Linked DNA regions of Homo sapiens: region 2 is linked to region 1. Evidence: chromatin contacts called from ENCODE Hi-C or POLR2A ChIA-PET data. All regions are on one chromosome and are shown on one strand. The core of a region is the stretch at or near the end of the contact, and the rest is flanking DNA. Distances in the headings are between cores, read along the strand shown. Region 1 holds the start of EFR3B (EFR3 homolog B). Region 2 holds the start of HADHA (hydroxyacyl-CoA dehydrogenase trifunctional multienzyme complex subunit alpha).

Region 1 (3,749 bases), core at 716-3,215:
GACCTTTCATTCTTTGAAGACAGACACTGCATTTCCTTCTGTACTGTAGACACCAATGTTTCATGAGTATATTTTGTGTTGAGCAGAATTGTGGGAAGGGAGTGTCTCTGGGTGATCATATCAAGCTAGAGCTGAGATTCTCCTTCCTGCTCCAGTTCAAGTCTGACTCTCAGTCAATCTTAAAGCCACCTGGCCTGGTCCTGGAACTGAAGAACAGAGACAGAGGTTATTTGTGAGATGCAGGGAGTGTGTGCCCGGGGTAGGGGGGTCTAGACTAAATGTGTGTTCCAGGAACCATCCCAGGGTTTCCCTTGGGGCTGGCATGCTGCTAAGAGAGTCAAAGAGGTCAAGGAAGAAGAAGAAAACCTGGAAACAGCAAGAGAGTGGGGCGCGGGCGGGAGGTGGAGGCCCAGGCCAGAGAAAAATAGGAAACATAAGTTTTGAGTGCAACAGACTGAGCACTGTTTCAAGAGTCTGGCAACCTGGATTCTTTCTCTGGCTCTGTTCCTGCCTTGAGCCATGAAGGAAGGAAAAAATATACATGAGTGCCCACTGTGTCATTTCATGTAGATTTTATTCCAGTTTCCCAACAGTCCTGCAGGAAGCTGGGGTTGAGAGAGTAGATCATTGGCCTACAGACACACAGCCCAGCCTAACAACATAAATTAACCTCTCAACGTTAAATGAAGTAAAATGAAGTTCAGTTCTTAAGTATCTTTAAGTTCCTTTCCTCTCTAACTTCTACTAGTAGAATATTTCTACCAGTAGAAAAAAACAAAAGAAAACCCAAACAACTCTCAACCATGGGCCAAGAGAAACTAAGAAATCGATATTGAAAGGCCAGGAGGGGCAGGAGAAGTGGCTCAGGCCTGTAATCTCAGCACTTTGGGAGGCCGAGGCGGGCGGATCACTTGAGGTCAGGAGTTCCAGACCAGCCTGGCCAACATGGTGAAATCCCTTCTCTACCAAAAAATACAAAAATTAGCCGGGCGTGGTGGCACGCACCTGTAGTCCCAGCTACTCTGGAGGCTGAGGTGGAAGAATCGCTTGAACCCAGGAGGCGGAGTTTGCAGGGAGCCGAGATAGTGCCACTGTACTCCACCCTGGGCGAGAGTGAGACTCCATGTCAAAAAAAAAAAAAAAAAAAAAAAAAAAAAAAAAAAAGACGGGAACGTGTGCAATGTAAAGAAGGCTGGATGAGAAGCCCAGGGAAGTCCTGAGCTAGCTTAGGAGAGATCTTCAGGTGTGGGCGTAGGCATGAGCCGCTGCCTCTCTGTGCCTGTTCCTCATAGGGTCACGGCAGGTGCAGAGCTGGAATTCAAGTCGGCGCTGGGGCTCAGCTGGAGAGGATCCTGGCGGCAAAGCTTGCGAATTACACATATAAATCAGGGAGAGGAAAAGCAAGCGGACTTCCTGCAGCCCTTGGGGGTTGGGAGTGGGGTGCGTTTCCTGCGTCCCTGACCCGGGAAGGACGCTGTTTGGTGGTAGCAAGCACCTAGCCAGAGAGTGGCTGGGCACCTAGCCAGAGAGTAGCTGGTAGGGCGCAGCTGAGGGCTGGAGGGCTTCATCAGAGAACGGCGCTCAGCTAAGGTACCTAGCCAGGAGAGGGTGGAAGTCATTCCCCAATTCCCATCCTTGCGCCCCCCGGCTTAGCCCACGCAGCCTGGACAGAACTGGAGGAGGGGTGCACCTGCAGCTCTCAGCGCCCCGGCTGACCTCGAGGACCCCAGGTTAGGGAGAGCTTCCGAGCGCTCCGACAGGAGCAGGGAGTTGGGGTGGGTAGCTCCGCAGGTGCACGCTGCGGCCCTTAGGGCGACAGCCTCGGAAAAGGCGCATCTCCGGCTGTGGGTTTCTCGGGGGCGGGGCGCAGGGGCGGGGCGGGGCGAGGGGCTCGCAGAGGCCTCGGGTTGGCCGAGCCGGGAGGGAGGAGCATTAGTATTAGCATAGCCCCCGCCCCCTGCGCGCAGCAGTGCCCAGCAACCCGAGCGGAGGCGGCCGCTGCAGCCCGGCGCTGAATGGGCTGGCGGCGCCCGGCTCCGTCCTGCCCGCGGCCGGCCCCCGCGTCTGCTCCCTCCCCGCCCGGGCCCCTGTCGGCCGCCGCCAGTCCCCGCCCCGACTGTGAATGAAAGGCGGGCGCCGCCGAGGGCTGGCTGGGAACGCCGCAGCGACGCCGGCCTCTCGAGAGGCGCGCGCCCCGCCGAGATGTACGGTAAGGAGGGCTCCGCGCCCGGGCCCGGGCCCGCGGGGGCGACTCCGCAAACTTCCCCGGCGCGGACCATTGTCCCCCTGCACGGCCCTGGCGCGGGGCCAGGCCGCTGACCTGGTGCCCGGCGGGGCTGTTGCGGTCGCTCTGTGCGCGCGCGTCTGCGCTGCGAGGACAAAGATGCCTCGGGCCGGGGACCCTGGGGTCCTCTCCAGGCCCGGCGCGTGCCGGTGCTGGGCGGTGGTCCTTCGGGGGGCGGAGGCTCAGGGGAAAGCGGGTCTCCCGGAGCCGAGCAGACCGGGAGTGCTGGAGGAGGTGGTCGTGTGGCAGCATTTGCGGAATTAACAAAAGCGGTTTGTGCCTGGGAGTTTTCTGTGGGAAGCCGGTCCAGGGCTGAGGGAGACGCCCGCGGCCGGTCGTCTGCGCGGCTCGGAGAAGGCGGGAGGCGGCGCCGGCGGCGCAGAGGCCCGGGGAGCAGCCAGTGGCCGAGTCTCGTCTCGCCCGCCTGAATGGACTCGGCCTCTGCCTGCCCCTGCCGCCCCGCGGGATCCAGGTTCACCAACTTCCAGATTTTCCCTCCGCAGTGATGAAGGGAGGAGACGCTGCTGAGAGGGTGCAGCACAGCCCTGACCTCTCCCCGCCTCCACCGCCATCCCCTCAACTGCCGTGCAACAGTTAGCCAGACCCTCACGATGCACGGCTCTGCTTGATCATTTGCTAGGACTCCCTCTGGTTTTGCAGGCAGTGTGGGTGAAGAAGAGAGAGCGCGTTGGGTCCCACATTGCAGCTCTGATGAATGGAGCACTGGAGACCTAGACCAGTCTAGGAATGGACTGCATTCCTGAGCCTGCAGCCCACCAAGGGCTGTGCGTGTGTGTGTGATCCCGGTAGACATAAGTCCATGAAAACCCAGGTCTCTGGCAGCTCTTCTAGTGCCAGCAAAATAATTGGAGCTGTGCTCACCTCCCACCCCCACTGCAAGGTAGGGGCTCAGGCTGCACTTGAGGGGTCAGTGTTTGGAGAAGAGTGCGTTCCCAATTTAACCCATCACTGAGGCTGCTCGGCTGCTCAGCTGCCTCGCTCCGCGAACAGACTGTGAGTCACAAAGTTTGTTAGAGGCAGAGGAAGCTGAGAGCCTGGTGGAAAGGCTCAGCAATTGGTGGGCCCCCCTACTGAGAGAGAGAGAGAGACTGACTCAACTTTTTCATCGGTCTCCTTCCCTGCCCAGTTGCTCAGAAATACGTTTGCATTTCTGATCCAGGGTGAGACATCAGCAGGTCCCCTCAGCAAGTACCATTTCTCTTGGACCAAGTGGGAGGAGGGGGAGGTTGGCCTGAGAGGCTGTGCTGCTGACCACTGGGGACTCTGGGGAAAGGTAAAAAGGCGGTTATGCTTTATAAGCCAGAGGTTGTGATATGTATGTATATATATAGGAGTATGTGTGTATTTTTTTACTCTCTCTGTTTTCCCCCTCTTCTTTTCTGCAGAGGTAGCAGCCTGAAGCTGCAGATCATTTGACAAAAGCATGTGACTGCAGGGGCACCTG
Region 2 (3,749 bases), core at 571-3,070, 1.2 Mb after region 1:
CGCGATCTCGGCTCACTGCAAGCTCCGCCTCCCGGGCTCACGCCATTCTCCTGCCTCAGCCTCCCGAGTAGCTGGGACTACAGGCGCCCACCAACACGTCCGGCTAATTTCTTGTATTTTTAGTAGAGACGGGGTTTCACCGTGTTAGCCAGGATGGTCTCGATCTCCCGACCTCGTGATCCGCCCGCCTGGGCCTCCCAAAGTGCTGGGATTACAGGCGTGAGCCACCGCACCCGGCCCAAACAATGTTTATTAATTGCTCTGTCATGCTACTTCTCATGCAAAGGAAATCCATCATCTCAATCATTCATTTTGCAGATGAGGAAAATAAAGCCCATTTAGTTTAAGGCATTTGTCCAAAGTAACACAGCTAGTGACTAGAACCACGTGCCCTGGCTACCACTTCCGAGTGACATCAGCTGCCGATCCATAAGAAATACCTTCAAACCAATGCAGGGGTAAGATAAAAATTACACGTTACTTTTCAAAAGTGTTGTGAAAATAGGGGAAAAAAACCACCAAACCTGTAAGGAAACATAACCGAAGGCTAACCGTAGGTAAGCATATGAGTAGTAAGACAATGGGTGATTCGTTTTTTTTTCATCTCTTTCCTCAATCCTTACAGCATTTCAATGTTCTATAATGTGCTTATGTTATAATTGGCAAATACATGCTACAGTTTTGTGGAGACTAAAAACAGCTGTTGAAAAAAGGGAGCAGAAAAATATTCAATCATTAAAAAAATCCCCTTACAGTAAGGGATTTCAGCTACTTGTCTAAAAAAAGCATACTACTTCAGCGGTTCCGGAAGAGGGAAGAGAGGTAATTCATATTACAAATTAAATTAAAAGTTAAAATTTCTAGTTAAGTAACTTATTAAGCACAACATGCAATAAAACGTTGTCCACTTTTGACTTTACAGATTTGGGATGGAAAGAAAATGCAACGTTTCCTACAACCACCCACTTTAACCCTTTCACTGCCAGTTTGAAAAGGAAAAACACTAGCTAATACAGGCTGACTGGGAATCATCAGATTACAAATCGTTCTCAGAACGATCTAACATTTTATTGCTTAAGGTAGAGGTATTAGCGTATTTTTAAAGTGTGTCTTCCAGTAAGTTGCAGAACTTCCCGCTGAAATTCAAAATACTATACGTTCACACTGACATTACTGAAACTGCAAGAGTTGAGCTCCCTACTTGATTGGGGTAGTAAGCACAAAAATGGTTTTGAGGGAACGGAGCAGGGAGGGGCAGTGATCTGCAAGGCTGATTAATCCCATACAAGACAGCGCTTGTTGCGGGGTAAGGTGCTGTTTTTAAGACAGCTCTTGTTGCGGGGCAAGGTGCTGTGGAGCCACAAAGATGCGACAGAATGGATCCCGATTCTCCTGGAACTCCGGATCAAGAAAATATGAGGGGCGTGAGCCCAGAAGTGCGACGCAAGAGACCCGCGGAAAGGTGACAGAACGAGTGGCACCAGACTCAGAAAGTTGGGGAGTTAGGAAGCCTGAAATCGCCGCAGGAGTCGTGAGAGGGGAAGTGACAGTCTCTTCAGAAGGTCACGGGAAACCGGGTCCCAGGGCAGTATCCCCACAGAGGGCTGCGTCTCCGGGCTGGGGCAGGCGGCAGCGAAAGGGAGACGCGGCTCCGGGGCCACCCCAGTCCCGGCAGGAGTTCTGCCCGGAGGTCTGGGATGCCCTCGGCCAGGCCTCACCTCGGGAGCGGAGGATCCTGAAGGCAGAAAAGCGGCTGAGGATGCCAATCGCCCGGCAGGCCACCATCTTGAGCTGAAGAGGACAGCAGTGGAGAGCGCCTCTAACGGGTGCGGCCGAGCGGAGGACTTTTCTCCCGTAGCCTGGCAGCCAGGCGCCTGGAGCACTGCCTGACTAAAACCCAGATGCCGAGTGGCCGCCGGCCCCTTAGCCCTGCCCCTCGCTCCTGGCTAACATGGCCGAAAGGTCGTATTCTCCGGGGGAGGACGGGGGCCCGGAGAGGAGGGGGTGGAGTGCCTGGTTTTCCAGTCAGGCGGCCGGAGGGCAGCCCTCAAGAACGGCCCTGACCGCCCGCGGGGTGAGGGGCCCTTTCTGGGCAGGACCCGCCCCTTGGTCCCGCAGAGCCTTGGTACTTGGACCTGAACCTTGCTCCGAGAGGGAGTCCTCGCGGACGTCAGCCAAGGTGAGACGGCGAGCCCTCAGCTCTCCGCCCGGGCTTTCCCAAAGGCGAGATTCCACTTCCTTCCCCGCAACTGTCGCCGGTGCCCCCGGCCCCCTCCCCTCCCTGGGAAAGTGGGAGTTGAGGGAGCGGAAGGAAACTCCTCGGACAAGGTCGGCAGTGCTAGCTGCAGTTAGGACAGTGACTTGGACTAGCGTTCCAGCTGAAGTTCGGGACAGTAGTGTCACCTGCGCCCTAATTTATCATCACAAGTTAACGAAGTCTGGGGGTGTGGGGGTGTGTGTGTGTGTGTGGGTGTGTGTGGGCGTGTGTGGGCGTCGGCCTTAATGTAACCCTGGTCTGCGTAGAAGTGTGTGTTGTTTCGCCTGCTTCCCCTGTACCCAGGTCGGCGGCTATAGAGATTGTGGACGGCGCCATGGGTTTGCCCGATTTCTGCTGTAAAGAATAAGACTAGGTCAGGTGACCTTTCGGGGCTTGAGTGTGGGAGGAACGGAGACAATCCTCCATCCGGCTCCGTTATCCAGATAATCCTGCGCTCTCGGGGGTTTTCCGATCTGGATGATTATCTATCTGGTCGTTCACACCTCAGCTCACTTAAGCGGTGAAGAAACTGCCTACGAATCAGAGAGAGTGATTTTACCCATGGCCATATGTAGTAGAAATAAGACTGGAGCCTAAGTCTACTAACTCCTAGTGAAGAGTTCTTCATTGCATGGTAGCTGTTTTTGTGCTGGAATGATGGGCTGGAGTCCTGGAATAAAGTGATTGATTTCAAAAGGAAGTCACATTGAGAGCCTGCTGTGCTCTGGTCACCTTCATACCTTTTTGTTTAGTCCTCACATTCCCCAAATTATTATCATTTGCATTTTCTAGATGAAGTTTGGGAAGCTCAGAATATATACATTTTCTAGTCTGTGACAGACCTAGCATTCAGACATAAGTCTGAGTCTCACTACTCGCCAGACTGACAGCTCTGCAGGACAGGAAACAAGGGGCATCGAAGTTAAGACTGAAATGAGTATAGAGACAGAGTAGAGAGGTTTCTGTTTAAAGCTCAAGTTGCATAGTGAGTGCTCATCATGTGAGCACTTTAAGCAGAAACTGGATGACCTGACCACTTCTGAATAAATTGCAAAAAGGATTCTTGATAATCTTACAAGGTTTTTACAGTTCAGAGCCTGCCTCCTGCCCATGTAATGCTTTCTTCAACACCTAACTGCGTGTAACACTTATTATTTAGGTCAGAAGTGGTAAATTTTGTTGTTGTTGTTAAAGGTCCAGACAGTAAATAGTTCAGGATTTGCAGGATCACTTTGGTCTCTGTTATATATTGTTTCTTTTGTTTTGTTTTGTTTACAACTTTTTTTTTTTTTTGAGACAGTTTTGCTCTTGTTGTCCAGGCTGGAGTGCAGTGGCGCGATCTTGGCTCACTGCAGCCTCCTCCCGGGTTCAAGTGATTCTCCTGCCTCAGGCTCCCGAGTAGCTGGGATTACAAGCGCACACCACCACGCCGGGCTAATTTTTTGTATTTTTAGTAGAGACGGGGTTTCACCATGTTAGCCAGCCTGGTCCC

What was found. Hi-C counts contacts between places; a loop is a spot of excess contacts on that map. ChIA-PET counts read pairs that join two places held with the same protein, here RNA polymerase II (POLR2A). Pooled maps may share reads with other maps.
Region 2: a loop to region 1 is called in a pooled map, with 7 times the contacts of the local background. The contact joins the promoter of HADHA here to the promoter of EFR3B in region 1. A Hi-C loop is called at or near these places in 1 of 37 single-sample maps with no recorded cell type and 4 of 50 pooled maps. POLR2A ChIA-PET finds 5 or more read pairs at or near these places in 1 of 52 experiments (activated T-cell).

Annotation. Positions count from the first base shown.
Region 1 is chr2:25,040,111-25,043,859 of GRCh38, forward strand. It overlaps EFR3B (EFR3 homolog B), which reads left to right and starts at 1,966. Exons shown (of 23, transcript NM_014971.2): 1 at 1,966-2,209. The coding sequence starts at 2,203. RefSeq lists enhancers at 974-1,923, 1,924-2,872 and silencers at 1,830-2,449, 2,580-2,659, 2,770-2,899, 3,230-3,359.
Region 2 is chr2:26,242,812-26,246,560 of GRCh38, forward strand. It overlaps HADHA (hydroxyacyl-CoA dehydrogenase trifunctional multienzyme complex subunit alpha), which reads right to left and starts at 1,821. Exons shown (of 20, transcript NM_000182.5): 1 at 1,719-1,821. The coding sequence starts at 1,785. HADHB (hydroxyacyl-CoA dehydrogenase trifunctional multienzyme complex subunit beta) reads left to right here and starts at 2,128. Exons shown (of 16, transcript NM_000183.3): 1 at 2,128-2,179. RefSeq lists enhancers at 1-177, 1,663-2,343, 2,198-2,297, 3,156-3,749.